7 separate regions of the Mus musculus genome follow, and regions 1, 2, 3, 4, 5 and 7 are each linked to region 6. A link is a loop called in an ENCODE intact Hi-C map of the cell type or tissue named here. Cell type or tissue: left cerebral cortex. All regions are shown on one strand. Each heading gives the region's core, and the rest is flanking DNA. Links, peaks and the distances in the headings are about the cores only.

Region 1 (4,316 bases), core at 217-4,216, 450 kb after region 6:
AAGAAGAAGAAGAAGAAGAAGAAGAAGAAGAGGAGGAGGAGGAATGGGAGGAAAGAGGAGGAGGAGGAGGAGAAGGAGGAGGAAGAGAAGGAGGAGGAGAAGAAGAAGAGGAAGAGGAAGAGGAAGAAATCTGGCAACACTGAGCACTTTCTGAACACACAGTGGTCAAGAGTTAATTAAACCAAAAGCACAGAGACTCCAAGGTGTTGCTTGCTGCCAGTGCTGCACCACGTGGCACCGTGTGACCTCACCACAGCCTCAGTTCTAGCACACAGCATGGGCATTTCAGGCTACATGTGCCATCTCACCGTAGACCAGAGAACATTGCCTGAAAACCCTCACCCAGATTCAAGAGCACCGTACATGGTGGGGACTGTGCTGGTTGCTTTTGTGTCAACTTGACAAAAGCTAGTGCCATTGCAGAAAGGAAGCTCAGTTGAGGAATTGCATCCATGAGATCCAGCTGGCATTTTCCCAGTTAGTGATGGATGGGAGATGGGGGAGGGCCCAGCCCACTGTGAGTGGGGCCATCCCTGGGCTGGTGGTCCTGGGTTCTATAAGAATGAGTGAGCAAGCCATGAGAGCAAGCCAGGAGGCAGCATCCCTCCATGGCTTCTTTATCAGCCCCTGCCTCCGGGTTCCTATCCTGTTTGAGTTCCTGTCCTGACTTCCTTTGGTAATGAACAGTGATGTGGAAGTGTAAGCCAAATAAACCCTTCCCTCCCCAACTTGCTTTTTGGTCATGGTGTTTCATCGCAGCAATAGAAACCCTGACTAAGGCAATACAGTTTTACTCCACACAGTTTCCTGCTCCGATTGAAATGGAATCCTTTAATTACAGAGAACAGAGACTTTCCTCATGTCCCCACCACTACCCTTCAGTGTGTATCGGATTCATGTATCTTTGAATTGTATTGTGCTAGAATGTTTGATTTTTAAAAATTGCTGTTTGAGTTGCTAACTTGAGTTTCATAAAAACTAATTAAATGAGTTCTGGCATGGGATTAGGACAGAATTTCCAACAGCTTCTGAAATGGTCCTAAACACACTTTGGCTGCTTTGTTCTATGTGTTTATGCAAAGTGGAGTTCTCAGAATTGATGATTACAAAACCAAAATATCGATCAACTCTGAAAAACATAGAAGATGCTCCACACTCCACAATACCAAGTATTCCCCTGAGACTCCAGGTTTAGTTCTTTCTTTATTTCTCACAGGGTCTCAAGTAGCACCAGGTGACCTTGAACTCCTTATGTAACTCAGGCAGGCCTTGAACTCCTGATTCTCCTGCCTCCATCTCCCAAGCGTTAGGATTATAGGAGCCACCACACGCAGCTAAACACAAAACTTTTCAAATGTTAAAGAGCTGGGGGGGGGGGGATAACTTGGTCAGATGAGTGTGTTTGCGTTGTGTGCAAGAAGCCCTGGGTTCACTTCCTAGTGTGGCATTAAGACTTGTTTTTATAATGATCTATGAACTTGGGAGAAACCAGAGGGTCAGAAGTTCAAGGTCACCTCCAACTACAAAGCAAGATGTTTGAGCTTTGTAGACAAATTGAAAATTAAGTACAGGCCAGAGAAGATCCTCTAAGCTTCCTCCTCTCACACAGGAACTATTTCTGCCCAGTGTCCTTCTAAACATCAAATCTAAATTCTTTAAGCTACCTATGGCCATGCCAACCCGAACACACCCAATTCCATCTGATTTCAAGCTATAAAGCTCCCTGTTTGGGCAGTTTCCAGATGAGAGGCAAGAGGCTGGCAAAGCCTGCCACACTGGCGAACATTGCCCTCTTGTGTCCCAGGAGCTGCCCCCATCCCATAGAAGTGAGGAGAGAGAGACTGCTCTGGCCCAGCTCCATTTGGGGGCGAGCACCCTCCTCTGATAAGGCATTTTCCTGGCAGTGTTACCAAGGCCCCTTCAGCTCCAAGGACGTGTGGGATGCCTCCAGGCCCAACATATGTGTGGGATCGTCTAAAACAGGGACGGGAAAAGAGGGAAACTGAAATCTGTTCCCCCAGGTCTGTTGTCTCAACAAGCAGCAGCCTCCAGAAACTCTTCTGTAAGAGGCGGTGGGGGCCAAGATTGAAGACGGAATCCCAGTACACGGGTGGGAAAAATAAACCCGGCTAATAAGGGAAAGCTGGCCTGGATCACCCTGCACAGCGGGTTAGGGTCAAAGCCAGGACTAAACTAAAACACCTTCCAGACTGGAATGTGAGGAGAAGGGGGAAGGATTCCTAACGGGAGCAGAGAGAAGAGGGAAGACAGAGCCAGAGGCTAGGGCAGGTGAAGAGGAAATGAAGGGCCGAGAGTGGTGTCAGATTGACAGACACAGCCGTGAGCCTGGTCTCTGGGTCAAGTGAAGGTGGTGGAAAAGTGGACACCTTTGGCTCTGTTCACTCTTACTAATTTCCATCCTTCCTAAGCTAGGCGGAGCCATGTGACCAGTTCAGGCCAATGACTGCACATTTCAGGCCAGCACACCGAACTGCCAAGAAAACCTACTGAGCTTTCTTCCTCTCCCAGCAAATGGTAAATCCAAGATGGCAGCTGTACCACCAGCCAGGTCTGACAGGAGTGACTGAGGTGAGCAGAGATGTTGCCAACCTTTGCTGTCTGTGTTGTCTTCAAGCAATGAGACTCAAGAGTATCTGTTATAGTAAGCCCAACCTGACTGATCTGACACGGAACTCTAGGTTCACACAGTCCATGACCCAATCCCAATTCACTGACTGTCAGAGTGGCCTGGGAAAGTCTTTCCCTCAGGCCTCTGTCTCTTTCATGACCCAGAGCTAGGAAGATGGCAGAATACATACTGTTGCTCTTGTAAAAAACAAAACAACAACAACAAAAGAGACTTGAGTTTGGTCCCTGGCACTGACATCAGGTGGCTCACGGCCACCTATTACTTCATCCCCCAGGGGACCTGATGTATGAGAATTTTCCCATCACTAAGATGGCACAGGGTCTTGAGGAAATGAGGACACAGCCCATTCTGGGGTTCCCAGAGAAAAATCTCTTAAGATGACAGTAAAATGCTTCCTTCAGGGTGCCCACCCATCAGAGTCATCTGAGGCACTGAGACTGCCTCCCAGATCCAGGTGACAGGAAGTAACCAGGATGGGCTCAGGACACCCCAAGACCAAGATCTCAGGACAGATTTATTTGTCCCAGAAGGAATAGTGTCAGGGAATGACAGGAGATAGAGGATGAGGGAGAAGGGAAAGGGAACAAGGGAGAGGGGGAGGGATATTTGTTGGGGATGGGGTTGGGAGGACATGACAAAGGACTGCCTCTGGATAGAGAAAAGACAGACGTGGCCCATAGGCCAATGACAATTCATAGAGGTACAAGGGAAAGCCCCGTGTTAGGATGAGGTGTTTAGTTTTAATTGGGCATGTTAATTAGGTGAGCCAAAGGGACTTTAGATTGCTGGACTTTAATACTTTGATAGCCAGACCTTGGTAGTCAGTCTTAGTCAGAGGAAGTGGTCCAATAAGGGAATAAACCTTGGAGGCTAGCTTTAGGAATGTAATCTATCGTTTTTTTTTTTTTAGCAGGGCAAGGTCTATCAGAGCCATGTTTGCCATGCTCTGGCTGGCTAGAGTCCCTTCAGCCAGGGATCTGTTGTTAGGCCTGGAAGCCTCCACGGAGAGAACCTAAGCGAGGTCTCCTAGAAGCGGCAAGGGAGAGGCTGGGCGGAGTCCACCATGCTTGTTTTCAGAGGATGCTGTGGCAGCTCCTGGGGTGACCTCCTTCCCAGGCAAGTCTGGCTGCCTTGGAGATAAAAGGGCAGGATTCTCAATAATGCAGCTCCAACCCAGCTCTGCTGCAGGCTCCACAGGCTCCCAGCCTGGCGCCTGGGGAGGAATCCAGGGGAGGCCTGACTTCTCCAGCCAGCTCCCCCTGCCTCCACCCACCCACTCCCCTCCCAACCCCGCCACAGAGCCAAGGGGAGAAAAAACACCAAAGAGTGAATTTCTATTTAAAAACAGCTCCTGCTCACCATTTTGGCTGTTCTTACAGGGGGAAAGATTCTGGTCTGTGAATGTGTGTAGGTGTAGGCATGCGCAAGCTCACTGGCAGTGTGACCTCTGAGTACATACATGTGAATCTAAGAGTGTGATATGTGTGTTTACAAGTACCTGTACAGGGATGGTCATGAGTGTGTGTACGTGGGTGTGCTCAATGAAGCTCTTTGGCTCTCCAGGTGATTGTGTGTATATACATGCATACAGGCTCTTTAGAATAGAAACACTTTCTGGTTAAACTACCACCATTAGTTTGGGTTATTTTTTTCCACTAAATTTCCC
Region 2 (4,316 bases), core at 137-4,136, 430 kb after region 6:
ACAGTGGTCCCAGCTCTGGAGAGGCAGAAGCATGGAAATTCTTGGAGCTCATTGACTGGCCAGCCTAGTCTGGGCCAATGAGAGACCCAGTCTGGAGAGCTCTGGGCCAATGAGAGACCTGTCTCAAAGCACAAGGTGGACGAAGCTTGACCTCTAGCTTCCACATATATGCGCATGCTCACCTGGACATGAATGTACACCTGTATACATGTATACATACATACATACATACATACATACATACACATATATGTGCATGCTCATCTGGACATGAATGTACACCTGTATACATGTATACATACATATATACATACATACATACATACATACATACACATATATGCGCATGCTCATCTGGATATGCATATACACCTGTATACATGTATACATACATACATACATACATGCATACATACACACACATATATGTGCATGCTCACCTGGACATGCATGTACACCTGTATACATGTATACATACATACATACATACACACATGATTTCGCACGCACACGCACACAAGCATGCGCTGACCGGCCCTTTAAGAACTAAACCTTCCCAGCACTTGGGAGGCAGAGGCAGGCGGATTTCTGAGTTTGAGGCCAACCTGGTCTACAGAGTGAGTTCCAGGACAGCCAGGGCTACACAGAGAAACCCTGTCTCAAAAAAAAGAACTAAACTATTCCAGGTTTGGCTGAGAGCCTGCCTCACCTACTCAGTAAATCTGCACTGTGAGTCTCATGTCCCAGCTGAACTAGAAGTCTCTAGAAGTCTCTAGAGGACTTGTCCCCTTTTACCCTTATTCCCCAGAGCTGCATAAGAAAAATGTAAATTCCAGTGCAAACTGCCTGCGTGGCTGTCTACTCAGCGGGTGATAGACCGCCGTTTGCTGAGATGTCGGCTTTGCTTGGGTGGGAGACGGCCCTTTGTGAACGCTGTGGACTGACCTACAAGGCCAGCGGTAGACTCTATTAGGGAAATCAACCAAAAGAAGCTCGGCTGGATTCTCTCCGGTTTCTGTGGAAGGTCTCTCAGGAGGCAATACAGAACCTTTAACCATTTGTCCTTTCCCCTCCCCAGTGAAGCCAGACTCCCCAAGAGGACATTCCTGACATGCACCTTGTGGGTAGCTTAATGAGAACACAGTCTCTGCTGGGGTTAAAGGACACTGGGAAACCCCGTGGAAATATCTCTGGCAAGCCCACAGGTAGCTGCTGCCCCTGGCTGACTGTGTGGCCCTGGGTGGGTTCCTGGAGGCCAGGCTGCTGTAACGCGAAGGACAGGAAGCCAGCACTCCCCAGCGGCTTGCCTCGTGCTGGCCAGGAAAAAGGTCATGTGCTCCGATATGAGTAATTAATTTTCCCCGAGCCGCGCTGAAAAGGTTAACCTGATTTATGGGATGCAATTGAGTGTAGAATGGGTTGTGTATCTTGTAAAAGGCCCATTCCGCCGTCTGAGTCTATAGACTCACCCACAGCGGGGTATCAGCTGTGAGCCGGCCCTGCCTTTTATGTCCTTTCTGTAGATTCCACACGAAAGCCCTAAAAACAGCGCCCCCTTGGCCAAGAAGTGGCTTCTGGGGCCCCGAAAGCCCTATGGAGAGGCAGCCGAAGCAGCACTGGGCAGGGGGTTTCCTGTCGCAGATCATTAACTCATCAACAGCCTAAGCCTTCATCCGGATTCACCCCATGCTCCAGGGAGAAAACTGCCCCTAGGCTTGACCTCCATGTTCAAGGCCAGCGACCCGCTGACGTCGGTGCTGGGTTACTCAGTCTCTGAAATGGGGTGAAGGATGGTTATCCTTCCATCACTTATGGGCTATGTGAGCTTGGGCAAGCTACCTCAACTCTGATCCTACACTCGCTACAGTGTTCCTACCTAAGGGTCAGGAGGCAGCCATCACTCAGCTACTTGCTCCTCTTTCAAAGGATCCAAATTTGGTTCCCAGTACCCATGTCAGCTGGCTTCAGGGGCACCCGCGCGCACACGCACACGCACGCGCGCGCACACACACACACACAATATAAATGAATAAATAAATAGCAATAAAGATTTTTAAGGTCTTATTACCGGGACCACGTGAGTTGACACTCATGAGGCACTTTGGACAGTCCCTTGGGTGCAGTGAATGGTGCATAAGGGTTTTTAAAAACAAATTAGTAAAAGCTGAGCGGGTGTCTTTGGCAGGGGCTTGTCAGGCAAGACCAGGACTGGCCAGCACTCTCAGCTGTGGACTGAGGACAGCAGCAATGGCCCCGGGAGCTGGGATTCCAAGGACATATTGGACTATGTTGAAATAAAAGGGCAGATGGAAGATGGGACTATAATGGCCAGTAGTGTTTGCTCCTCTCCTCACCCAAGACGTAAACTCCGCCCTGCCCCCACTCAGACACACACCCAATGGAAGTGGGAGTGGCCTGCCCATCAAACTCAAGGTGCCAATTTAGCGCCACCTAGTGGAGAAACTGAGATGTACATGTGGGTGATCTGGACCAGTGTGAGAGTGCCTGGGTTGAGTTGCAGGTGCTAGAGGGAGCAGGGCATGCTCCCCAGAAACAACCAGGGAGCCTGTTGTACCTGAGAGCTTTTTTCCCTTGTCCTTTGTGTCTCAGGACAGTGTGTTATCTTACAGACGTTTGGTCACACAGATCAGAGTGCATAGACCACATGTATGCATCTGAGTAGTTATCAATTTGTTGGGTTAGTAGGCCTGAAGAACTCAGAGCGGCGGCCAGCTCACACAAAGCAACCAGCATGTTGTCACTGTTATGATGTGTGAACATGTGTAGGCACCCTCCCTAACTGCGTTCAGGTGAATAGGAATGTTTGCATAGATTTTACATGCCTCCATCCATGTTAGGAGATGTATACATGTACATCTAAGAACATTTACATATTTATTTATGTTTACATATATTCATGTGTGTGAATATTTTATAGTGTGTGTAAATGTGTGCCTATAATGAGTGTGTAAGTGGATACATGAATGTCTGCATGTATGATGCCTGCATAGAAATGAGTGCTTCTGTCTATGGCTATGTGCCTTGGTCACATGGGATACTGTGGTATGTGTTCTGCTACTGCATTGCTCAGTTCCACAGAACAACACTTTAGAATAACAAATATCATATTATGGTGTCCACGGGCCAGGAGACCTAACACAGCCTCTCACAATGGAGACGTTGATCAAGCTGTACTAAGCTCCTCTTCCAAGTTCCCCTGAAACCATGTTTGCTTGTATATGGGGAGCTCATGGCAGACAAGCCCCACCCCTCTTCCACCTGCAGAGCCTCACCTGACTCGGCCAGGTCCACCCAGGCAGATCTTCCTTGTCATTAACCCAGAGCCATTGGATTAAGAGACGTAATTTCTAAAATGCCCCCATCCGCTGGCTTAAGCTTTCCATCCCAGCTACTTGAAAGGGTGAGTGAGGCAGGAGGATCCCAACTTCAAGCCCCAGCTTTGGCTCCATCCAGAGAGAGGTCAAGGCTAGCCTAGGAAGTTTAGCAAGACCCTGTCTCAAAAGAAAAAGGAAGAGAAAAATGGAGATTACAGCTCAGTGGTAGACCATTTGCCGAGAGAGAGAGAGAGAGAGAGAGAGAGAGAGAGAGAGAGAGAGAGAGAGAGAGAGAAGAGGCTGTCCTGTTCCTAGCTCCTCCCCTCATGTGAGAAGGGGGGGTCGCTCAAGACATGAATGGGGACTGGCTGGGGCTCTGTCTGTGGTGTGCATGGGGGAGTTGGGACTCTGTGGTCTGCATGGGAGGCTTGGGCTCTGCCTGTGATTATAACAGATGATGCACCTGTGGCTACATGCAGAGTACATATGCATATGTGTGCGCATGCCCCTGAGTATGCCTCTCCATGAGCTGTGTTTCCCCCCAATGGGATTGTAGGATCATAATGTAAAAATCGGGGAATCCCTGTTATCCTTGCATGAAGCCAAGACCTTTTCCAAGTGAGTCTGTTGGTGGCCCTGCCTGGGTAAGAGGATTGCAGGGTGAGCTCTGTACTCTGCCCAATGGGAAATAAGGGAGGCTGCCACTCTGAGGTGCTCAGTGACCACTGCTCTGGTACCACATTCATTCATGTTCTCTCTCTCTCTCTCTCTCTCTCTCTCTCTCTCTCTCTCTCTCTCTCTCTCTCCCTCCCTCCCCCCTCTCTCTCTCCCTCCCTCCCTCCCTGCCCATGAGTCACTGCTCCTTTCAAAAGTTCAAAAAGATGTGACACTTCTGCATGCCTCCCAAACTAGAGTCCCAAGGGCCTTCCACTTAGGCTTATAAACCTTAGCCCAACATTGTCCCAGGGAAACAGGCTAAAG
Region 3 (4,316 bases), core at 179-4,178, 330 kb before region 6:
TCCAGACTTGAATGACTGGTGAGGCTGACACACCAGGCATGGGGCAAAAAGCTGACTCACCCCAAGAAGAAATCTTACCTCTTCTAAGCCCTTTGCCCTACTAGGGTGAGCTCAGACAGAAGGGACCTGAACAGTGTGGCCATATCACACGTGGTGACTCTCTCATCTGCTGTGAATGGTAAAGAGGGCCTTGTTTCAGGTAGGCTGGAGCTTAGACCTCAGGGGTTCTTCAGGGTCTGAGTCTAAGGTGGGACAAATGAATAAGGGGAGTCGGGTGGGGGCAGGGTCCCTGGAGATAGCATTGTCTGCTCCTGGGTGATGTGAATGGGAGAAGGCACTGGTCATAGGCCAGGTGCTACTTTACAGTGTACCACACGGGTTAATTCATTTAAGCGCTCAAACACTGTGGAAGCAAGAACGTTAGCACCACACCATAAGGGGGAAGGAAGGATATAGGTGCCCGAGTGGTTGGCATGGATCGTCCGTGGTAAAGGCTACTCCCCAACAGATGGCCTTGAGTGTCTGCACCATTGCAGGATCGTTGAGTCTCCCTGGCAGTTTCCCTAGCCTGGATGTCCTTGAGGACAGTGATGGACCTGTCTCGGCCTTCTGTCCCCAGAAACTGATGCAGGCCCAGTGCCAGGAAGTTGATTAGAGACTGGAGGGAAGGGAGATGGGGAGAGGGGAAGGGAAGCTGATGGAGCGAGGCTTTCTCCGGCATCCAGGGGGCGGGGCTTACGCAGACCTCCACCAGCATCCAGGGCTTCCTGCCCCGTGCCTGTACCCACCCCAGCCTTCTGGGATCCCATCTGTACCGGTCACCCATGGGTGCTCCCCTGTCTCCTGAAGCTCAGCCGTCCCCTTGTCCAAATCCATTTTTCCACCAGACAAACGAGGTCTGGGCCCGCCTTCCCATTCCATCCGACAGGCTGGCTGTCAGCTGCCGTGGCAGCTGCTCTTGTCAGAAAAATTAAGAAGGAAGCAAGAGACGACACAGCCCCTGAGCTGCCAGCCGGGCAGAGACTCCAGGCCGATTTCTGCTGGGAAGGGATTGGGGAGCCAGCCTGGGCCAGTGGGGACATAGATCTCCAATGGTTCTCCTCCCCTAAGAAGGAAGGGTGGTTAAAAGTATGGTTTCCTGAGCCAACCCTCGGGTTGAGTCTCAGCTCTGAGTTGACCCCGCTGTGTGTTTCTTTGGGTCTCACTGAACCTCTCTGGGCCTTGGTTTTCTAGATTCTAAAACAAAATAAGGATAATTAGGTACAAATGAAGGGATTTATTACTAGTGAAATGCTCGGAACAAAATGTGTACCTGGCATCTAGCGTGATGAGTGCCCCTGGCAGTTTACGGAGGATCCCCTTGCCCCAGGGCTTGAGTATGAGCGAGAAGCTCTGCCTTGGCTCACACAGAGCCAGAGTGGTAGGGAGCCACTGGAGAAGGCTTCCTGTATTCTACAGGCCCCTGCGGACCCCAGGCCTGTTCCCTTTGCCCTGGGGACTTCCAGTGTGACAGGGGAGACTTAGTATAGGGACTGGGTACATCAGGAAGGGAAGGCATGAGGAGGATGGTGGCTGGTGGAGAGGACTTTCTGGAAGGCTGGGGAGACCACAATTGGCTGAAGGGTGCAGAGGTGTGAAGTCCCCCCTACCTTTGTTTAAAAAGGGTGTGTTTGTTTGTTTGTTTTTGTTATTTTGTTTTGTTTTGTTTTTTTGACAGGCTTTCTCTGTATAGCCTGGCTAGAACTCACTCTATAGACCAGGCTGGCCTTGAACACCGAGATCCACCTGCCTCTGCTTCCCAAGTGCTGGGATTAAAGGCATGCACCACCACTGCCCAGCTTAAGTTTTGTTTTGCAAGGCAGGATCTCACTCTATAGCCTTGGCTGTCTTGGAACTCATTATGTAGAACAGGCTGGCCTCAAATTCACAGAGGTCTGCCTGCCCCTGCTCCTGAGTAGGCCACTAGGCTGGGCCTAGACCTTTGTTTTGAAGACAGTTTTTTTTTTTTTAGGTGACTTGGAACTCACTATGAAGTCCTTGTTGGCCCCTTAACTCCTGGATTCTCTGTTCCTCTCCTAAGTGCTGGGGTTACAGGCAGGAGCTCTAGTGCCCAGCTGGTCTCTTCAAAAAAAAAAAAAACCAAAAAACAAAAAACATCTCCCTATGTTACCCAAGTTGGCCTCACAATTCCTGGGCTCAAGTAATCCTCCTGTCTCAGCTCCTGAGTAGCTGGGCATGCCACCAAAGCCCTACTAAGGCCTTCCCTAAGGGACTGTAGCACCCAGCTTGCAGGTCACGCAGCAGCTGAGCGCTGCAGGCTCCGTCCAGAAGGGGGCAGCCGCGGCGCGTGGATGTGTGTCAGCTTTGCTGAGCTCCTACCTAGGGAAGAGTCTAGGCAGGAGAGCTCAGACGCCGGTGTTCAGGTTTTCAGACTGGAGCGCCACCGTCACATCTCAGGAACAGTCCCGCTAGAGCGCAAGGACGCCCACAAGAGCAGGGGCCTTTAGTCATTCTCAGTCCTGGGACCATGTTAAAATCACTCCCGCAGTGCTAAAAATCTCCAGAGCCTGTGCCTTCCTCAGATTGCTGTCAATTAGTCTCTGGGGGCGGGGCCCAGGAACCGCAATTACAAAAAAATCTCCTCTGACATACTTAGCAGATCTGGTCGCCAGGATCTGAGATTGAATAAACACAGTCCTGGCTACCTTTTTCTTCCTGAGAGGGAAGTCCCGGATGGGGGGGACAGTCCTGGGAGTTCCTTTGGTTAGGGTTGGTTTCAAGGGTGAGAGGTGACAAAATTGACAGTGGACAAAGGTGCTTGCTCCCACCCTCGGAGGGGGAAGTTCTCAGAGGGCAGGTAGGTAGAATACATGCGTTCTTGAGCATGTGTGCACAGGCATGCTTTGAGAGTTCAGGGTGACTACGTGCCTGCACACACATTTCTCTGGCCAGTACAGGTGCTACATATGCATGCTGGTATAGGAGAGTTATTCATACTCAAGAGCTGCTAAACAACTCCTGTACAAATACGGGTGTGTGCGCACGTGCGCGCGTGCACACACACACACACACACACACACACACACAGAGAGAGAGAGAGAGAGAGAGAGAGAGCTGTGCTTTTTCCCTGGCTCACACGACCCACAGTGTGTGGCTACCTCAGGGGTGGAAACCTGCATGCCCCGTTTCCATGGGTCTTTTCAAGCCTCTGCAGGCGTGAAGCTTTGCTGTTTGAAGGTCTTTTTCCTTTCTTCTCCCGACCAGCCTGATCGATACGCCTCCCTGGTGCAGCCTCCCCACAGACCACACACACAGACTGGATCTGTGCGGACAGAGTCAAGTGTGGGCTTAGAAAAACCCACAACCCTTGGGGCCGGATTCTTTCAGCCAGGCTCCAGGTTGGCAGCTGGCCTTGCTAGTAGCAACCTCCTCATAGCGGATGCAGCTGGCACTGGGCACTGGATACCCACCCAGCAGGTCAGGCCCACCATGTTGAAAAGGATATGGGAGGTCCTAACGCTGGATGGGGACAGAGAACTCCTGGACAGACCAGTTCTGTTGGTGAAAATGGTGTGTGTGCTTACTGGTTGGTTGTTTTATTTGATTCTCTTTGAGACGAGAGTTCAGACCCGATGAAGAGTGAGCCATCTTTATTGTCACCGTGGTGGGAAGTGGAATCACATAGGAGACACACTTTTGGGTGTGTCTGGAAGGGTGTTCACTGAGCAGGGAAGGTCCTCCCTGAATGTGTGTGTGTGTGTGTGTAGTTGGGCTGGAGACATGGCCCATTGGTTAAGAAAGCACACTGTTCTTGTAGACAACCTGGGTTTCTTTTCTAGCACCCACACGGAACAGCCCATAACAGCCTGTACTCCTAGCTTCGGGGAGCCCACTACCATTTTTTTTTTTTTCTGGCCCATGAGACCATATGCACATGGTCCAGCCATCACACGGTCACATAGTTACAGAGAAGGCAATCTGGGCCGCACAAATCTCTTTGCATCATGATTTTGAATATCATGTGACCAGCCACTTCATGGCCTAGCCACCATAATGGGACATGACCCCTTACAGTATGCAAGGATAACCCCTGCGTCCTGTAAGTTGCTGCTGGTGAGGTGTGTTAGTCTAGCAAGGAGAAACATAACTAACACAGCTTTGACCTTCATTTAGAATGGAGGTAGCTTACACAGCCATGTCCACAGACAGCATGTCCACAGACAGCATGTCCACAGACAGGACCCTGTTGGGCATGGTCTGGGTTGAGGATGTTGGTTCTTTCTGTGAGAGAAGCCAATGTGCCTTTCTGTGAGGCA
Region 4 (4,316 bases), core at 143-4,142, 90 kb before region 6:
TGGTGGCCTTGGTGTGACCTAGCTTCTCTTGTGTCATGTCCTTTCTTTGATGTTCTCTCTCTTTCTCCCCTACCTCCCATCCTTCCTCCCGGGGTAACTGATGATTCTAGGATACTTTCAGCTTCTCCCAGGTCATTGGTGATAAGAATTTTGTTTAATTACTTCGCCTCGTTGTATGGCTGCACTGCTATCAAGATTGCCATGTCTGAAGACTTCTCGCCTCTCCTGCCCTTTGCTCTATCAGACAGGAAACTTTAGGAGTTAAGGGGCTGTCCACTCACTCCCAAGTTCTCCATGTCTACTCGGCTGGCTGGGCTGTCCCTAGGGTCTCTTCTCTACTATTCTTTCAACTATCCATATTTCTGCACCTCTATGTCTCTCATGGCTACTTACTATCTCTTCCTGGCTCCCTCTCTGTCTACTGTCTCTTTCTCCCTGTCACATCTATTACCCTTCCTTGTGAGCTCTGTCTGTCCCAGCCCTGTCTTCCATAATCTCCATCTCTCTTCTCTTTCTGCAATATGAGCTGGGGCTGAAGGTCATCACAGAGGCCAGGCTACCCCCAGACCTTGTCCAATACACTGTGTCATGTTGAATCTTCCTTTACGCCTTTTCAATGAGAACTACAAAGCTTGGAAGTGAACAATATTGCCTCCTGGGTAGGAGAAATCACCTCTGAGTTGCTTGGATGCTTTCCACTTCCCATCCAATGATTAAGGGCAGTAAGAAACAACCCAGGACAGCAGCTGCTACTGACCCACTCCTAGCCAGGTGGAAGGGTGGAGCCTACTTTCTTGCCCTCCTTGTGGTTGAGTTGGAGAGAAATGAAGCTACCCCTAGATAGTCTGGTTTTAGTCAAGTAGCCTATAAAGTGTCCAAGCTCTGGGAAGGGCTTAGCCTATGGGATTTGAGCATCTATACAATCAAATCAGAGACTGTGGTTTGGAGTCACACAGGCAGGATTCAAAGGCCAGTTTAGCCACCGACCTTAAGTCTCTGCTGTGGTGAGAATTCTAGAATTTCAGTTTCTTTAAATAACACAGAAATATTATATGAATATGTTTTCATTTTAATCCCAGGTGTGGGGATACAGGGCTGCTTCGGGTTGTCCTCAGCAGCTGTGATTTGCCTCATGCTCTGGCAAAGGTGTGGCTTTGCCAGCTGTAGATAGTTTCTGTGATTTTGTGACATTTGGAATTCTGGTAACTTTTCAGAGGGTATATAAATGCTAGAGGCCCCAAGAGGCAGAGTAGGTGGTTGGTTGTTGGTTGTTCAGGGAGGGAGGGAGGGAGGGAGGGAGGGAGGGAGGGAGGGGTTGGTTGTAGTTTGTTAGTGGTTGTACTCAAAGAAGAAACAAGAAGGAAGAAATTGTATTTGGAGATATCTCTCTCCCCTCTATCCTTTCTCTCCAGTCTAGTAATGGGGTGAAGCAGGGAGGATAAAAGGTGGAAAGAAGAACCCATAAAATAGCAAACCCAGCTACACTCTGCCTTCTTCACACAGGGTGATGAGTGGATTATGGTCACCCATGAAAGGCATGACGTGCAGCCATCAAAACTCAGCCAAGGGCCGCACGAGCCATGGGAGGCAGAGGACATATACGGGAGTTCTTCTGCACAGGAAGAGGTGTGGGTGTCTACTAATGGCAGCTTTGAGCCCCTTGATCCAAAACCATCCAAGGGGAAGCATTCCAAAGGACCGTGACTTTGCTTTGCCATTGGCTCCTGTTTCCTGCCTCAGGCCTGACTCTGCAAACCTCCCAGACAGATAGCATTCTTCTAGGACTCCAGGGACAAACACACCCAGCCTCTCTCTTCACCCGTCTTTAGCCCCCCCCCCCCCTTCCTTCCTAGGCAAGATACGTTTCCTGGCATATCACCCCAAAGCATCTTGCTTTCACACATGCCTGTTGGCTTTAGCAAGGGGCTTCGTGACCCCAGAGAAGCTCTCCGCTGCTGGCCCCCCAGGTGGCCCTTCTGCATGTGCCTTCTGGACAGCTCCTTCAGGATTCTCCCCACCCCCCACTCCTTCAACAAAGTACAGGATGGGGAAGATGCCAGAGAATTTGCATCTCAGAGCCAAGTACTCACTTGAAAATATCTCCAAGGCCTTTTCCAATTTCCTGGAAATTGATGAGTGTTTCCAGGACTCAGATTTTGTGACTAGGCAATGCCTGGCCCCTGCCTGGGCCTCCCTTCCCCCTCTTAGGCCTGCCAACCCCGCACTACTGCCTGCAGGAAGCCAGTCCACCTACAGGAGGCTCTTCTCCCTATCCTGAGCAGGGAGGAGGGCAGGGTCCCTCTCTTGCCTCGTCGCTGTGGTCCTAGCAATCTTGGCACCTGCAGATGCTGGTGGAGCTGGAGGGAGGTGTGACTTGTTTCCCAGCCTACCCACATGACTTACCACCTGCCTTCAAGTTTCTCTCCCCATCCTTACATAATCCTGACTCCAGGATTAAAAATACTCTGCCGAGTACCCATCCATCTGTCATAGTCCCTCTCTAAATATATATGTGTAGTTATACATACATGATCTTATTTTTAAGACGCTTTAGAAGGAGTACTGCTATCGCTCGTGCCGTTGAGAGCGGGCTTCCGAGTCAGGGCTGGCTTCCTGCAGAACAGCAGCCCTGGGGGAGTGAGACTTCCCGTACCTCGAGGATTGCAGTCTGTTTTGTGTAGGTTTGCCTTAGTCAGGGGATGAGTCCTGGGTACCACCCAGATCCATCTCAGAACAGCCAGGGCTGGCCTTCCACGAGAAGCACAGCCCCTGGGCTGAAACTTAAGGCATGAACCCAGCTTCCACCCCCACTGTGAACCCTGACTTCTTGTGCAGCTCTGGTCTCTATGTGTCCTCCCTGGCCTGAAGTAAGAAAGAGGAATGGGACTTATTCCTGGTTTCATCATCATATTCAACCAAGTGTCCTTGAGACCTGGAGGGGTCAAACCTCTTCACTCACACTCTGCATGTACACAGTGGGGAATTGAGATGACTGTATGAAGGAGTGCAGCGAGAGAGGGAGACCAGGTACATGACAGCTAGACTTTAGTGTACCCATCTGTACAATGGGCATGACCTTTAAGACCATGGGAGCCAGCACAGCGCCCAGGGAGTGAAATGACCTGCTGGGAGCATAGGTAGGGGAGGGCAGACTGGATGAAAGCCTAGGGTGCTGCTGAGAGAAAGGCGGTGGTGTAGGTTGTCTCCAGGTGACCCCTGCCTCCTGGATGATACTGTCTCTGTGTGGCTCTATTGTCAGCCTTGAATCTCCCATCCACTGGGCATATATCATAGAAGTGTTCTATCTGGGGCTCAGGCTGAGGGTGCAGGCTGGACTCCAGCATCACACATACCAGTAGAAAAGGGGAATAAAGGTGCGAAGGGCATAGGCTGAACCTTCTGCCCTAGGCATGGCATTTGGCTTCAATTCCTTCCAGCTTCCCTCAAGGCCAGAATCCTGCACTCTTTCCCCAGCCTATATGTGGCTGGACAGAGACCTGGGTGAACAAGCCAGGACCTCCCAACTTAAGGGGGGGACACTTTCATGATTCAGTTTCCTCATTTATAGGATGAAGCAAATGAGTGTCTACCAAAGAGGAGACATGAGCTAATTCTAAAAAAGGGGGGGGGGGCATCTGCAAAGGACCATGGGGGCTGCTAGAGGCTGGAGGCAGTGCTCAATGCTGAGCCCTTTCCCCACTTTCTGACCAACTCCGTCTAGAGTCCTTGGGACAGGCACCACCCCTTGCCTCCTTGCTGCTGCTCCTCTGGCTCCTGGCCCATACCTGCTTTTCTGATGCAGGCAGCTGTTTTCTCTCAGAGCTGTCTTTTGTGGGTGCTCACCAGAGCACTTGTTACATGCCCCTGCCCTCCTCCCCCGCACTCTCTGCTCGCTCAAGTGGAATCCTGCACTGGTAATTGTACTGCTTGGCAAGCCGGGCTTGCTGTACTTCTTGTTGTTTGTTTTTGAGGCAGAGTCTCTCTATGCAGCCCAGGCTGCCTTCCAACTCACACACCTCCCACCTCCACTCACCTGGCCTCTCCTTCCCTTTCTACCGCAAAACACTGGGCTGTGGGTGTCCCTCCCCTACTCCAGAGATGAGAGACATAGGCAGAGCACATCCTCAGCATGGGGCCAGGTGAAGGAACCATCTGCAGGTGATTGCAGTCGCAGCATCTTGGGGCTGACCCTGGCTTTTGTGGCTTGAAAACTTGATGGTAGTTTCCTATCTGTCACCATCCTGGCCTCCCATGCCTGGAGCATCCGCTCGTGGGCTGCAAACTGAGAAGCCAACAGGAGCCATGGCAGTTCCATT
Region 5 (4,316 bases), core at 211-4,210, 200 kb before region 6:
TTCTTCTCCTGCCTTGTGGAACACAATGCCTTGTGGGCCGACTGAGGTTACACAAGTAAAGGTGACCAGTCAGAAGCAACCCCACCTTCACTCCCTCCACTCCCTCCCCGCTCCCCAAGTCCTGGCTCAGCCACATATAATCTTCCCTTCCAGGTTAGCAAGGCCTCTGCCCTGCAAGGCAGGAGCCTCCCAGAGCAGGAAGTCAAAGCCAAATGGCATAGGGGGAGTAGTCAGGAGGACTGACCCTGGTTGCCTGCGGAAAGATGTCTGGATCTAACCATGCTCTCAGGAAGAGAGCCGGCCCCCAGGCTCTGGCCCTACTTGTCCTTCCCATGTAGTCTGAACTTTACAGGAAGGTCTTTCTTGGTGGCTATGCTCCCTCTACAGCCTCCATCTTAAGAAACACCCTGGGCTTCTTATGAGCCTGCTTGTCCATTTAGGAGTCTATATTCCCCCCTTGAACCTAGACACCCGCTCCCTGAGGTGCTAGATCTGACACTGTAGGTGCTCAATTTTCATGTTCCACATAGGGAACCCAGACTTTTCCACTCTGGTGGCCTTGACCTCCCCATGTTTCCCACCCACAGGTCTCATTAAGATGTGCCTTTGAGCTTTCGGGGCGGGGGTGGGGGTGGGGTGGGGAGTGTTTGAGACTGTTTTCAGCCGGTTTCCAGGCTATCGAAGCTACTGATGGTGGAGCTCCCTCTGAGTTGCATGTTCCTGAGGTTGAGCTGCCATTTTTCAACTGCTGTAGACCACAGGCCTTGACTCCTCCTCTTAGAACAACAGGAATAGCCACCTCTTTATCACAAAAGTCCCGTCTTCATGGACAGTGCCATGTATTGGGAGTCAGCCAAGAATGCAAATGGAGCTGGAAAGGAGTTGGGAAGAGGTGGGCACCCACTGGGCTGTACCCGATGCTCAAGATCCTATCTTGACTGTGTGTCCCCTAGCAGGTCATGAGCCTCAGTCATTCTACCTCCTGGGTAGCAATAAATTATCTACACAGTGCTTTTGCTATCAGACGAGGAGGTTTCAAGAATTCACTCTGCAGAGGCAATGTTTAGTATTGGTTAGGAACCAGTGTGCACAGATACAAAGTCGTGTGCATGTGCAAAGACCCTGTGGCAAAAAGGTTGGTTTTCTGGGGTGGTAGGAGGGATTGGGATAGGCCACAGTGGTTGGAGAAGTGAGTGGAAGATGAGGTCAGAGAAACGGTGGGGGTGGGGGCTGCCAGGTGGAAGTCACTGTCACTGTTGAAATGCTAAACTAAGGCCAGTGGGCATTGCTGTGGGTGGGGGTAGAGATGCACTCTAACCCGCCTCTTCAGGACCCAGCGTGCAGTGGTACAGGACTGGCTTGTGAGGAGGCAGGAGGAAGAGCTGGAGCGCCAGCATCAGGTTGGCCTTGAGCCAGGCTCATAAACCCAGCCTGGAACTCCAGCCAATAAGAAGAGCAGGAGAAGTGCCTCCCCACTGTTCCAGAAGCTTCTTAATCCACCAGGGCCTCAAGGAAAAAGCAGAGATGCCCAGAGGGGAGCTTTTGAGGGATGCTATTTTGCATCTTAATTGCATGCTAAGCAGGCCCGTGGGCAGGGCCAGCTGCAGAACATTAGTCGCCACCAAACCACGGTGACTCAGGCCACAGGCCTTAAAATATTCATTTTTCTCTGCCTGTGGAATTCAGAGCCTGTGAGGCAGGATACGGCACTAGGAAGTGCAAATAGGGGCCTGTTGGAAGTGGCCAGGTGGAAGGTGGCAATGAAAGGCAGTGGTCCCGAGACCTCGCTCTGTTCTCTGGCTCCATTCCATCACAGCCCCAGATGGATGATCCCACATCCTCCTACAAATCTTTGCCACTTGGGCTTAGAGCCTGCTGCCTGGGGCTCCTGCCCCTTCTGGGTCCACTTGAGGACAGAATAGAAGCGATTCCTGAATGGGGGGTGGGGGTGGGGATGCAGTGAGAGAGTGATCTGGAAGGCAGTGGGGTTCTGTCAAATCTACTCCTTTCAGGCAGCTTTTGGATGCTCTCTGTCTTTCATAGAAAGAATCTGACCATGTACCTGCTGCTCAGGGCACAGGGCATCATGATGCTTACTGGAAGTGCATCTTATCCAATACCAACTTCTGGATGCTCCAGGCAGATGTAGCAGTTATCAGCGCCCTCTATGGGACACATGGCCCAGGGGAAGTTGGCTGAGGACCCCCAGGGTTCCAGAATACACAAAGGCCTGGGGCTGAGGAGGAGAGCTGGTAAAGTGTGTGTGTGGGGGGGTATGCACTCTCCTCCTCCCAACAGATGGCTTCTGGGTTGCAGTGAAGGACTTCACTGATGGGTGACTCAGGTCAAATGACTTTATCACAAGGTGAAAGGCAGTGGGTGCTGTTTCCAGCTGGGCTGCTTGCACTGGCTCTGCTGAGCAGCCCAGCTGGCTGGGGTGGGAAGACCTAAGCAGTTGGACAAATGATTAAATTTAGTGAGTGTCCGTCCTGCTTGAGGGATCCATGGCTCTAAACCTAAAGCTGGGCTGTCATTGTTTATCCGTAGCTCCCCTCTCAGCCACCTCTACTCACCCTACTGCTTTGTCTGAGCCAAGGATCCCGCAGCTGAAGATCACAGGGCAGATCTTGGGAAGAATTTCCTGAAGGAATGTCTGAGGCAGGTTGGACGAAGAGAGAGAGAGAGAGAGAGAGAGAGAGAGAGAGAGAGGGGGGGGGAGGGGGAGGGGGAGGGGGAGGGGGAGGGAGAGGGGGAGGGGGAGGGGGAGGGGGAGGGAGAGGGAGAGGGAGAGGGAGAGGGAGAACTTGGAAGCAGGTAGGAGCCAGGAGAGCCTGGCTGCTGCCTTCTTTTCCAGGCAAGGACGAAGGCCACATACCCATCCACAGAGACTTAGGTGTCACCAGAATCCCTGGGTTTTACTGGCTCTTGTTAAGAGTCACAGAAGTCTCAGAATCCAGCGAAACCCCAGCCTGGAGCTGGAACAGACAGACATGTGTACAGACCTGTGGGGCAGAAGGTAGAGCCTTGGACCACCCCTCCCCATCTTCTTCACTGTTAGTCCCAGAAGTGAGTCAGGGTTCTTAGTGTACAAGAAGGAGGTCTTAGACAGGTTACATAAGCTTCACTTCTGCCCTGGGTTTCTCAACTGCTCATCGTGTGCCACAGGCAAGCACGGGGACTTTTGGGTTGCCTCATCTACAAACTGAGTGATGATCGTATGGCTTACGTAATGCTGAAGAATACACTGCTCAGCACTTAGCAGCTAAACGCGTGTGTGTGCACATACACATATACACACAGTGGTTACCTTAATCCCTGTGAACTGGGGTTTCTGCTCAACTCAGGCAACCCCCCTTCACCCCAAGAATCTCACAGAGCTACTATCTCAGTGGAAGGCCACACTGGAGAACAGCCCACTTCCAAATGTATGTGTGTGGTCTTAGCAGGATTCAGCTTCTCAGAGCCTGTGAGGTGGGTCCTGCTGCAGTGGCCAGGACTGCCTTCAGTTTCTGGTGACACAGACCTCTCCAGCCAGCCCTATTAGAACAAGAGCAGGAAGTATTAGTTAGAGAAATAGGGGAGGGAATCAGGAGGAGGGAGAGAGAGAGAGGAGTTCTACATGTACACATGTAAGTAGGACAGACGTACAGTCTTTTATAACCTAGTCATGGAAGCGACAAGCAGTCTCCTTTGCCCTCTTCTCATCAGACACAAGCCATCGTGCCCACTCCCTCAGAGGACCCAGGAGAGGAATGCAGGGCATGAGGATCTATTGTGCTATTGGTTTTGTAGGAAGCTGCTGAAGGTTGCCCGAGGACTTAGCATGGTGTTGGTACCTGCTCCATCCATCGATGCTCTCTCTGTGGATGTGGTATTCTCAGAGCCAGGATGGACCAAGACAACACAGAACCAAGACCTCTCTCTGCTTCGTCTTGTCTTCAGCACCCCTGGGAGAGTCACATGCCACTTCCCTATCTCAAATTTAGTCCACCCCTCCCCCCTCCTTTGAACCCCACTGAACATCACCTTGTTCTTTTACCCCAGGCAGAGCTACAGTATTTGAAGTTTACAGATTTCCTAGAAATGGCAATGAAAGGTATGTATGTGAAAATATATATATATATATATATTCTGGAAAGAAAAAATGTGAAGTTTACCTCTCTGGCAAATAAACAGAGCTGTGACTGGTGTTTCAGGATTGACACAGTTCTTTTATGTACTCTTGACAGTTCTAGCTTGTTCCTGACAGCTACAAGCTTTCTCTCCCTCAAAAAAAAAAAAAAATCGGGGGAGGGAGCCATGTGATACCTTCCTAC
Region 6 (4,316 bases), core at 80-4,079:
TTGCTCATTCATTCACATACATGTGGACACATTCTTCTCTGCCTTCTTCCTGGCGCCAGTGTGGGGATGGCCAGCTTCCACTCTCCACCAGCATGGGGGATGGCCAGCTTCCACTCTCCCCTGCAAGTTCCTTAGCTCCTCTGGACCCGTTTCTTCATCCCTGTACACTTGGGTTATTTCAAGGACAAGAGAAGAGGGCTGCAACTGGAAGCTAGTGTGACTCCTGGCTCTGTGTGGTGGCACTACGTGACCTCCAGAGTGTCCCATCCATCATCAGGCACAGATGCTGGGTCTTTCAGGGCCTTCTTCATCTTTGTGAGGAGGACAGATGCTAGACCATTCCTGGGGCCAGAGATGAGGGCCGAATCCTGAAGGTTGCTGAATATCATGGTACAGTGGGAGGTAGGAGGAGCAGCAGCTCTAAAGGATGCGTCGTGGAGAGCTCAGCACATTCCTGGAGTGTCCTGGGTTGGCATAAGTGATTGGAGGGCATCTGAGGCTCAGCCCCAATTGGCTGGGGTAAGCAGCAGGCAGGTGTTTTTGCTGGGTCTTCTGGGGAGGTGTGTGAGGGTGAAGGAGTGCGTGGCTAGGAGGCAGAACAAAGGACTAGTGACTGAGCGAGTGGACAGATGAATGACAAAGGAGCAGATGACTGTGCGAATGTATGAATGAAGGAACTGGTGAACGCAAGAGTGAGAGAATGAATAAAGAAGCAAGTGAGGGCTCCAGTGAACAAACAAACACACAAAAGCCTCCTGTAAGTGGATGCCTAAGTGGATCAATGGGGGGACTGGATGAATTAATTAGAGATTGACCGTATGAATGGGTGAGGGGAGAATTTGGTAAGGGATTGAAAAGAACAAATGAATCAATGAGTGAGTAGCTGTCTAAGGGGCTAAAGATGAATGGGTGATCTAATGAGTGAGTGAATGAATGAATGATCGCATAAGTAAATTAGGGACTCTGGGTAATTGTTGGAGTCAGCCAGCTAGCGTGACTGTGGTCCCCATTACTGGAGTCATGGGAAGCCAGGGGAGGAGCCTCATCTCACAGCAGTGGGTTGGCTCTCCACCTTACCCATTAGCAGCTGTTCCACTGTGTGCACATACAGTAAGAATCTCCATGTATGAGTATCCGTGCATCAGCTACTGTCCCCAACCACTGAAGAGCAGACGTCAGTAAAAATAACCTATCTCCGGTGGCTTGTCTACCTGTCTTCCCTCACCGCGGAGAAATAACTCGCAGCCTCAGGTTAAGCTGACAATAAACACAAGAATTGACTTCAGTGGGAATGAACTTGCTTGGCTCCTGACAAAAATCTAAGGTGATGTCCCTTTCCCTGGCTCGCCGATTGCTTGGGTGGCTGTTGACCTATGCTGTTCTCTTCATTCTTGGGACACGGGGAAGGGATAAAGTCCCCAGACTGATGTGCCTGTCTCTAAGGCTATAGGTCACCTCTTGACTTTTGTGGTAAGTGTGTGTTTGGCCGTTGAGAGGGTCCAGGGAAATAGAGTGGGGTCTGGAGATGGAGACCTCCAGGTTGAGCAGTCTCTCTCTTTTTCTTTCTCTCTTGTTCTCACCACAGCATCAGAAGAGTGGGTTGCAAATTACAACCCCAGTAGGCCATTTTCTGAGTCACAGAGGGAAGGGTCCAGAGCGCACCCCCCCCCCCCCGGCCCCCGCAGGCCGGGCTACAGTGTCCAGACCATCAGCACCTGCCTGCAAAGGAGTTGACAATAAGCAGGCTTCAGCAGAGGGCACTCAAGTCCTAGGAATCTCCACTCAGGAACTGCGCGCTCTGCTCAGTGGCTTCCCCGGGAAGCGGAGTCATGAATCTCAGTAACTCGAGCCCAGGGCCTCATCACTCACAGTGATTGTGGAGGGACTGAGAGCCGAGTGGATCAGTCTAAACAAAACACGCACACGGGGGACACATCCAGAGGAGCTAGCTTGGCCACCCATGGGGGCTCCCCTCCTTAACCACAGACGTAGGGATTGGAGGAAGGGACTGGGGGCTTGGGGGCCCTGAAGGTATTGCCCCCTTCTTCCAAGCCTTATCCACACCCCCACCTGTGAGCCAGTGGGAGGCATGAATCTAGCTGGCAGCGGCTTGGGCCAGCTCAGCCGTTTTAGGGGATGTTAATGAAATTCGGGAGCACTTGTCCTTTCAGACAGCGGCCCCTTTTATTTGGGAATGAAAAGCTGCATTAGTCTGAATGAGGTTTGGAGGCCTCATAAATCCAGTGCTGGCTGCCTCATGGGGGAGCGGGGAGCTGAGGCCTGGCTGGTGGGTAGGCTTGTTTACCAACAATTCCAAAAGCCAGGATTGGCGGCTCCCAATCTCCAGAGAGGGGGATTGAGATCTTGCCAATCCGGCTATCTGCTGGCTTTGGGGTGGCCTGAGAGGACTGCAGATTTGGGGGAGGGGTGGGGGCTGAGCTCTCCAGTTTACTCTGGTTAAGGACACCCCACCCCATCCCTCTCTGCTTTCTGCCCCGCCTCAGGCAGCCAGAGGCTACAGGGGTTTCTGCAGGGGGCCAAGAGGCTCTTGATAGAGCTGTTTCCGCTCAGCCCAGGTGGTGTTGGACACCACAGGGCAATACTGTCAACTCAACAGCCTGCTGGGTCTATGTGGGAACCCAGCCTGGCAAACAGTAGCGCCTAATAAATATTAGTGAAAGGAAGGAAGGAAGGAAGGGAGGGAGGGAGGAAAGGAAGGGAGAGAGGGAAGGAGGAAAGAAGCTAGCTGTGTATGTCTTTGGACTTTTTAAGCTTAGGTTCGTCATCTGTAAAGTGGAAAAATAACAAAAGACTGTCACAGTGTGTCATGGGGAGGATCAGATGGAGTGACAGACAAGGTTGTGAGTACCTTTCCTGGAACGCAGAAAATGTATGGTAATCAGGAGAGTCCTGGCTGTCATTGAGGCTGGTGTGTGTGTGTGTGTGTGTGTGTGTGTGTGGTGTGTAGCGCATCCCACCCGTCCCCCATGGCGGAAAGGGATGCTGCTGCTGTTCATGTGGAAATGCCCTAGCATCACACACAACTTGGGTCAAGAGCAAATGTCAGGTCCTGAACTGGGGATAGCAACTTCTACCCAGATCTACCCCAGCGTTCCAAGAGGGGCTCTCAACCCTGCCTGAGCCATATACAATCACTGCAGCCAGGAGGCTGTGCCCACTGCAACTTAAAGGGAGCCAGAGACCAGCCTCCATCCTTGGTTACGGAGACACACTGCTTAGGGATGCAGTTGGCTGGGGTGCCTGCTTCCTGGGGGTGCTGGTGAGGGGACTTTGAGGACAGAGCCATACTCTCACCTTTGGGGGAGTTTAGATCTTCTTCATCCATGTACGACTGTGATACCACCTCAGCTAGCTTTTAGGGAGACTGCCCCCACCCTTCAGGGCTCCTTCCTCCAGCTGGCCTCAGAAGTGTTCTTCCCTCTAGCCACACCTCTACCTTTCTGCTTCTTCCATTTCCTGCTAAGCCACATGTCCTCTGTACCCAGTCCACTCACATGCCACCTTTAGAGTTAGTCAGCCTTAGGCACTGGTAGCTGCTCTCTTCTCAGCTCTTTCCCTGTCACTGTCAGGGCATAGGATTATCTTCCTTCAAAAACACAGCCAGGTCCTTTCCCTTCCGGGAACCAATCGAACAAGCTGTGGAATCTGAGGGTCAGGCAATGCGCTGCCAGGGTGTGTCTCCGGTGAAGAGGCTCTCAACTATGTCCCATGGATCCTCTGCTCCCCTCTTCTGCATGCCTCCTTGCTAGGTCCTTGTGGGCCTATCCTGTAAGATCCCATGGAGAGGGGGCAACTGCGGATCCTGACGCTGCCGATCTGTGTGTCTTTGCTTCTTTGGGCAAATTCAGAGGCCCGATTGGGGAACTAGCCATTCTGGCTCCAGGGAAGGCCCAAGCATGGCCTATTCAGAGACCTCTGCATAACAGCTGATCACCTAGGATGTCCCGGAACTCGTACACACGCCTCTCTTTTATTGGGCAGAGCCCAGGAACCCTTTGCTCCCAAGGCCACTGGTGCAAGTTCAGATGGGAAGAAGTCCCTTCCTAATTGCTAATTGGCTACACTGCCTTATTCACAACTCCACACAATGCCTGGAAGCCCTGCGCCACATAGGGCGGGAAAGAAAAGACGGCAAAATTAACAGGCCTGTTTGGAGCGCAACGCATTATCTATTTGTAGGAAAATTAAAGATTTGCTCTTCAGATGTAGGGGGCCATGCTCTTACCAGGCAGCTGGCAAATGGGAGAGATTGGAAATGATTGAATAGATCAAATTATTTAAATGAGAAAAATAAA
Region 7 (4,316 bases), core at 219-4,218, 460 kb after region 6:
AACAAATGCAGCTGGCTGGCTAGCAGCTCAGCCTGAGGGAGCTGAAGCCCGGGGGTGGGGGGGGTGGGGGGGGAGCTAACATGCTTGCAGAGAGCAAGATTCCACAATGGCAAGATGGGGTGGCTGCAGGCTGTGGTCTGGCTCTGATGAAGAGCCAGAAAACCTCGGTCAGGTCACCACTGGGGGAGATGCATAAGAGACAGTTCCTCTCCTATCAGGATAGAGTAGACATGCGTGTGTGCTGAATGGGGAGTTTCACGTCACTTAACGCCAACACATAAGGCTCAGCTCCCCCCCACCCCACCCCACCCCACCCCACCCCCACCCCCGGGAACAATGAATCATCTTCCTAAGTCTGCATCGATGGCAGGTAAAGGTGACACTGGTGGTGTGACCTGTGTCCCTGGCAACAAGATGACACTGTGGCAGAGGCATTACACCCCAGGTGTCCCCTCTACCCTCTCTTGGTGCTTGCACAATGGCCTGTGAGAGGTGAAGTCTTGTCTCTTCCACTGCCAGGTACAGGGATGGAGTCTCAGAAGTGAGGGGCTTCTCAGCTAGAAAGGGTGACACCAGGCTGTGTGTGCAGGCTCTCGGGCGCCAGAGTGGAGTCACCTCAGAGTCCCTGTGACATAGCCTTGCCCTCACAGCTCTCGCCAACCTACTCCCGTGCTTTATTCTGGGGCTGAGGCTGGCAACAACTGCTGGCTGGAGAGTGAGGAGAGAGTATGGGAAATGCTGGCTTCTGGTTGCGCTCACCACCAAGCAACACAGAGCGCATGTTGCCACAATCTCTGGATACTTTCAAGCCATCTTCATCCAAGCATGTCCCTTCAAGAGGGAAGTAGCTGTCCTATGTCACACTGAGTGGCAGAGCTTGGCCCCACACATAATGTCTTGCCTGCCCTCTCTTCACCCCACCCCTCTGGCTCAGTACTTAGTAAGTGCTGGGCAAAATGCTTTGTCCTCTCCAGAGCTTCTGGATAAATAACAAATCTACCTTTTATGGATTTGAGCATGGGTCCTAAATATTGTGTGGGACATATTAAGTTTTCACTTGTCATTTGATTCTCAAATTTAACTAGCTATCCTAGGCTGTTCTTGGCTAAAGTAAAAACCTACAACAGCTGACTTCTCCCGTGCCTCCTGGGGAGGCTTGGGGACAGGGGTGTCACACTCCCTGCAATGAAGGATTTGAGAGGCATTGACTTCAGGCTGTCCTGGATCTGAGTCCTTGCTATGTAGTGTGTAACCCTGGCCAAGTCACTCTCTCCCCTCTGAGTCCCTATGTCTTCACTGAGGAAAGTCATTGGTATGATATAAGACAGTTTGCTTAAAATGGCATATCCAGTAGACAGGAGCCATTATTATATATTATTGTTGTTGTTGTTGTTGTTGTTGTTGTTGTTGTTGCTATTGCTATTGTTTGCTGTGTGAGAGACGTGGTCTGCTGCAGGCCACAGTGAGCCAATGGCACACTCAGGCTTGAGTGTCCTTGACCTGGGTGTTGTCACTGCCTAGGGGCGTGGCCGGAGGCTGGCTGACCCTCCAGCTTTGCGCATGCCGAGTTCACTTCATGTTGCTCCAGTAGAGTTTCCTGGAAGGCTGAGGTTTCTCCCAGCCACTACCTGAGGTTGCAGAGGGACCAACAGGAGCTGCTACTATGCCCTCCAAAGGCATAAGCCCTATGGAGAATTGGCCAAGAAACCTACTCTTTAAATATCTTCCTGACCCCAGCTCCCTATCTTTATGAACCCCTAGGAGGAGGTGGAGTGTTCCTACCTGCTGCCCCCTGGATTCCTGGAGAAAGGAAAGTACAGATTCTAAGAGACAAGGCAGAGGCAGTTCTAAAGCTGGCTCATACTGGGGGCTGCCTGGATACCCTTTGTCCTGATGCTGGGAGCCCTTCTCACCCCATCCCAGAAAGGGACTGGGAGGGTACAGCAGCAGAGGAACCCGGACTGTGGTGCTCCCAAGGGGGTGCAGGTTTTCTGAAAAGAGGTGGCTGCCCTGTGTTCTGCCCAGGAAGACTCTCTAAAGAGAAAGGACTGGACTCCTTCCCAATCCAGGAGTCCCAGAGTGGCTCTTACCTGCACCCAGTCCACCTCTGCCCTCAGGGGTAGAGAAGAGTGTGACATAGGGACCCAGGGTTGGCTGCTACCCTCAGGCAGCTCCAACCCAGCCCCCTCCTAGCCACACTCACCTGCTCTGGCTCTCCAATGCTGCCATCTAGAGGTGTCTTTGGCAACTTCAGGCACTAACATTAGGTTATGAAGCCCACAAGGGTCCCCCATTCCCAGCATGAAGAACACAGACACCCTGCCCTGCCCCGGAGGCACAGAGAGACCGCATCTCATCCATCCTTTTACTTCCGGGCAGCTGTAGCCATGGATGAAGCTTTCCAGGCTCCTTGTTCAATGGCTGACTCTCTTCTGACAGCTCAGAGCTTACAAGAAGGGGATACTGGGGGCGTGGGGGAGCACATGTAGGCTTGGTATCTGTGTTAAGCTTACAGCATCTGCCATGTCGATTCTATTGCCCTGCTCTGTTTTGTCTTGTTTTACTTTATTTTTGAGACAGGGACATAATAACCCAAACTGGCCTCAAACTTAGCATGTAGCTAAAGATGACCTTGAACTCCAGATGCTCTCTGTTCCACCTTCCTAGTGGTGGGATGATGGGCCTCTACCACCACACCCGGTCTGTGTGGTGCTGGGACTCAAACACAGGCACTCCCTGTGCTAGCTCTACCAAGTGAGCTTCAACTCCACTACTGCCCCTATTTTAAAGATAAGAAAGGGTCCCTTGGGTTGAGGGACACATTTTTTGGAGCAATTGTCATCCTGTTCCATTCATCCTCTCCATTACTGGAGGGAGTCCACATTAGCGGGAAAGGACCTATTGGGTGCCCGGGTCTGTGCAGATCGGACCCTGAATTGAGCATACTCAACAAGATTGGAGACTGTGGGTATGACCCCATGCCTGGTCCACTTCCTCCGGGGAACACACCAGGAAGTTCCCTGGGAGACAAACCATGGGCTCCTTGTATGAAGTGACCAGCTATGACAGCAATAATAACAAGTATCTAGAACCAAGAATAATGGCGCCTGAGAGCCTGTGCTTCTTTGGGGAGTTCTTCCCTGGTCTCAGTTTTAGAAGCTGTCAGTGGGAGACACAAAGCACCATTCTCCAGTCCCCACAGCCAGACAGTGCTGCCAGACAGCCCCACAGCAGTAAACACCCCAACCCAACCAAGCTAGAGACCCCACAGGACCTGACACATAGTAGGTGTGCAGCCTGAGCTTGAAGGATGCATGAGCAGGCAAGGTGAGGAGCTGATCTTATGGAGGGTGGGATGAGACCTTCTACTCCCTGTTGCCTCCCCTACATGGCCAGAGACTCCCCAAGAGGACAAGAAATCCTGGGCCAGCAGTCTAGCCCCAGCCTGACTCCTTGGCTGCTGTGGTTCCTGGCAAGTCTCAGGCAGTCTACAGAAACAAAGAACTCTGGGACTAATCCTTCCCAGCCTCTCTAACATTGGCCCTTACATACCTGTTCTTCTAGGGTCAAAGGTGAGGCTGTATGCTCACCTCTGTGTATGAGCCTTTGGAAACCTAGATGAATCTCTATCTAATACATTCACATGTGCCACGACATATGTAAAGTATACATGTGTACATACAAGCATGCACACATGTAGGAAGCCACGTAGGCACACATATGCAAACACAAACCTCCATACATGTACCTGTGTCTGCATGCCTCACACCTGTGACCTTTGCTCAGTGTTGCAGAGCCTCAGGAAGAAGTTTAGGGACGCAGAGAAGTTATGAAATTGATTTCTCTGAGAGAAGTTAGAATTAGTTTTAATTATCTTTATCTTTCTTCCAATTGTGCTCTCGGCCTTCCTCTCGCAGTTTAATCCATTGCTATCGACTTCTCTGCCAGCGCTGGGGGCAGGGGCCATGTGCTTGCTCTCAGAAAAAATAAACAACAGCGATGACCAGCCCCACCCTTATTTTCCTCTGCAATAGAGAAACCCACCAGTCTCAGGCAATGGGAGAGAGTCCCCAAGGCATGTACACACACACACACATGTGCACGCATGCACACACATGCACGCACAGATGCATGAATGTATGCATACATACACACATACCCTCCCAGTTTCCCCTCTGAGACAAAATACATAGTAGGTAATCATGAATGAATGAATGAATGAATGTCCATATGAATGAATTGAAACCCACATGAGAGTCTGTCACAGTGGCTAAGCATCCTAACACTACAATTCTTTAACACAGTTCCTCATGTTG

The links. A loop is a pair of places that touch in the nucleus more often than their neighbours do. Peaks named below come from ENCODE experiments on the same cell type or tissue, not always from the same donor. Only the 100,000 strongest peaks of a DNase experiment are listed, where the experiment ranks them.
Region 1: a loop joins it to region 6, with 2.8 times the contacts of the local background. A loop is called at or near these places in 10 of 42 quality-filtered maps.
Region 2: it touches region 6 in a loop (7-fold over the local background); 6 of 42 quality-filtered maps call a loop at or near these places.
Region 3: a loop joins it to region 6, with 2.1 times the contacts of the local background. A loop is called at or near these places in 3 of 42 quality-filtered maps.
Region 4: a loop joins it to region 6, with 2.3 times the contacts of the local background. A loop is called at or near these places in 4 of 42 quality-filtered maps.
Region 5: it touches region 6 in a loop (2.1-fold over the local background); 2 of 42 quality-filtered maps call a loop at or near these places.
Region 7: it touches region 6 in a loop (2.4-fold over the local background); 7 of 42 quality-filtered maps call a loop at or near these places.

The regions. Positions count from the first base shown.
Region 1 is chr4:125,934,662-125,938,977 of GRCm38, forward strand. No RefSeq gene overlaps it. Among named protein-coding and RNA genes, the nearest start is that of 2610028E06Rik, 14 kb to the left of the region's middle. In left cerebral cortex, for the core only: no CTCF peak of the experiment used is centred there; DNase peaks (open chromatin) are centred at 1,922 and 3,936.
Region 2 is chr4:125,910,389-125,914,704 of GRCm38, forward strand. All of the region lies in intron 2 of 2610028E06Rik (RIKEN cDNA 2610028E06 gene), which reads right to left. Among named protein-coding and RNA genes, the nearest start is that of 2610028E06Rik, 9.9 kb to the right of the region's middle. In left cerebral cortex, for the core only: a CTCF peak has its summit at 2,456 (motif pointing left); DNase peaks (open chromatin) are centred at 722 and 2,432.
Region 3 is chr4:125,158,177-125,162,492 of GRCm38, forward strand. The region is part of intron 2 of Gm32611 (a long non-coding RNA gene); the gene reads left to right. All of the region lies in intron 2 of Gm40245 (a long non-coding RNA gene), which reads left to right. Among named protein-coding and RNA genes, the nearest start is that of Gm40245, 10 kb to the left of the region's middle. In left cerebral cortex, for the core only: a CTCF peak has its summit at 2,322 (motif pointing right); a DNase peak (open chromatin) is centred at 2,344; H3K4me3 peaks cover 202 bases.
Region 4 is chr4:125,394,787-125,399,102 of GRCm38, forward strand. No RefSeq gene overlaps it. Among named protein-coding and RNA genes, the nearest start is that of Gm40247, 15 kb to the left of the region's middle. In left cerebral cortex, for the core only: a CTCF peak has its summit at 2,275; DNase peaks (open chromatin) are centred at 1,778, 2,520, 3,047 and 4,030; H3K27ac peaks cover 2,032 bases.
Region 5 is chr4:125,287,760-125,292,075 of GRCm38, forward strand. Gm32611 (a long non-coding RNA gene) reads left to right here. Exons shown (of 5, transcript XR_001784436.2): 5 at 2,548-2,656. It overlaps Gm46869 (a long non-coding RNA gene), which reads left to right and starts at 2,777. Exons shown (of 4, transcript XR_001784438.1): 1 at 2,777-3,016; 2 at 3,793-4,096. In left cerebral cortex, for the core only: a CTCF peak has its summit at 2,199; DNase peaks (open chromatin) are centred at 1,518 and 3,189; H3K27ac peaks cover 922 bases.
Region 6 is chr4:125,484,997-125,489,312 of GRCm38, forward strand. No RefSeq gene overlaps it. Among named protein-coding and RNA genes, the nearest start is that of Grik3, 3.5 kb to the right of the region's middle. In left cerebral cortex, for the core only: a CTCF peak has its summit at 1,757 (motif pointing right); DNase peaks (open chromatin) are centred at 1,803 and 2,167; H3K4me3 peaks cover 403 bases; H3K27ac peaks cover 1,233 bases.
Region 7 is chr4:125,939,929-125,944,244 of GRCm38, forward strand. No RefSeq gene overlaps it. Among named protein-coding and RNA genes, the nearest start is that of 2610028E06Rik, 20 kb to the left of the region's middle. In left cerebral cortex, for the core only: a CTCF peak has its summit at 2,235 (motif pointing left); a DNase peak (open chromatin) is centred at 2,224.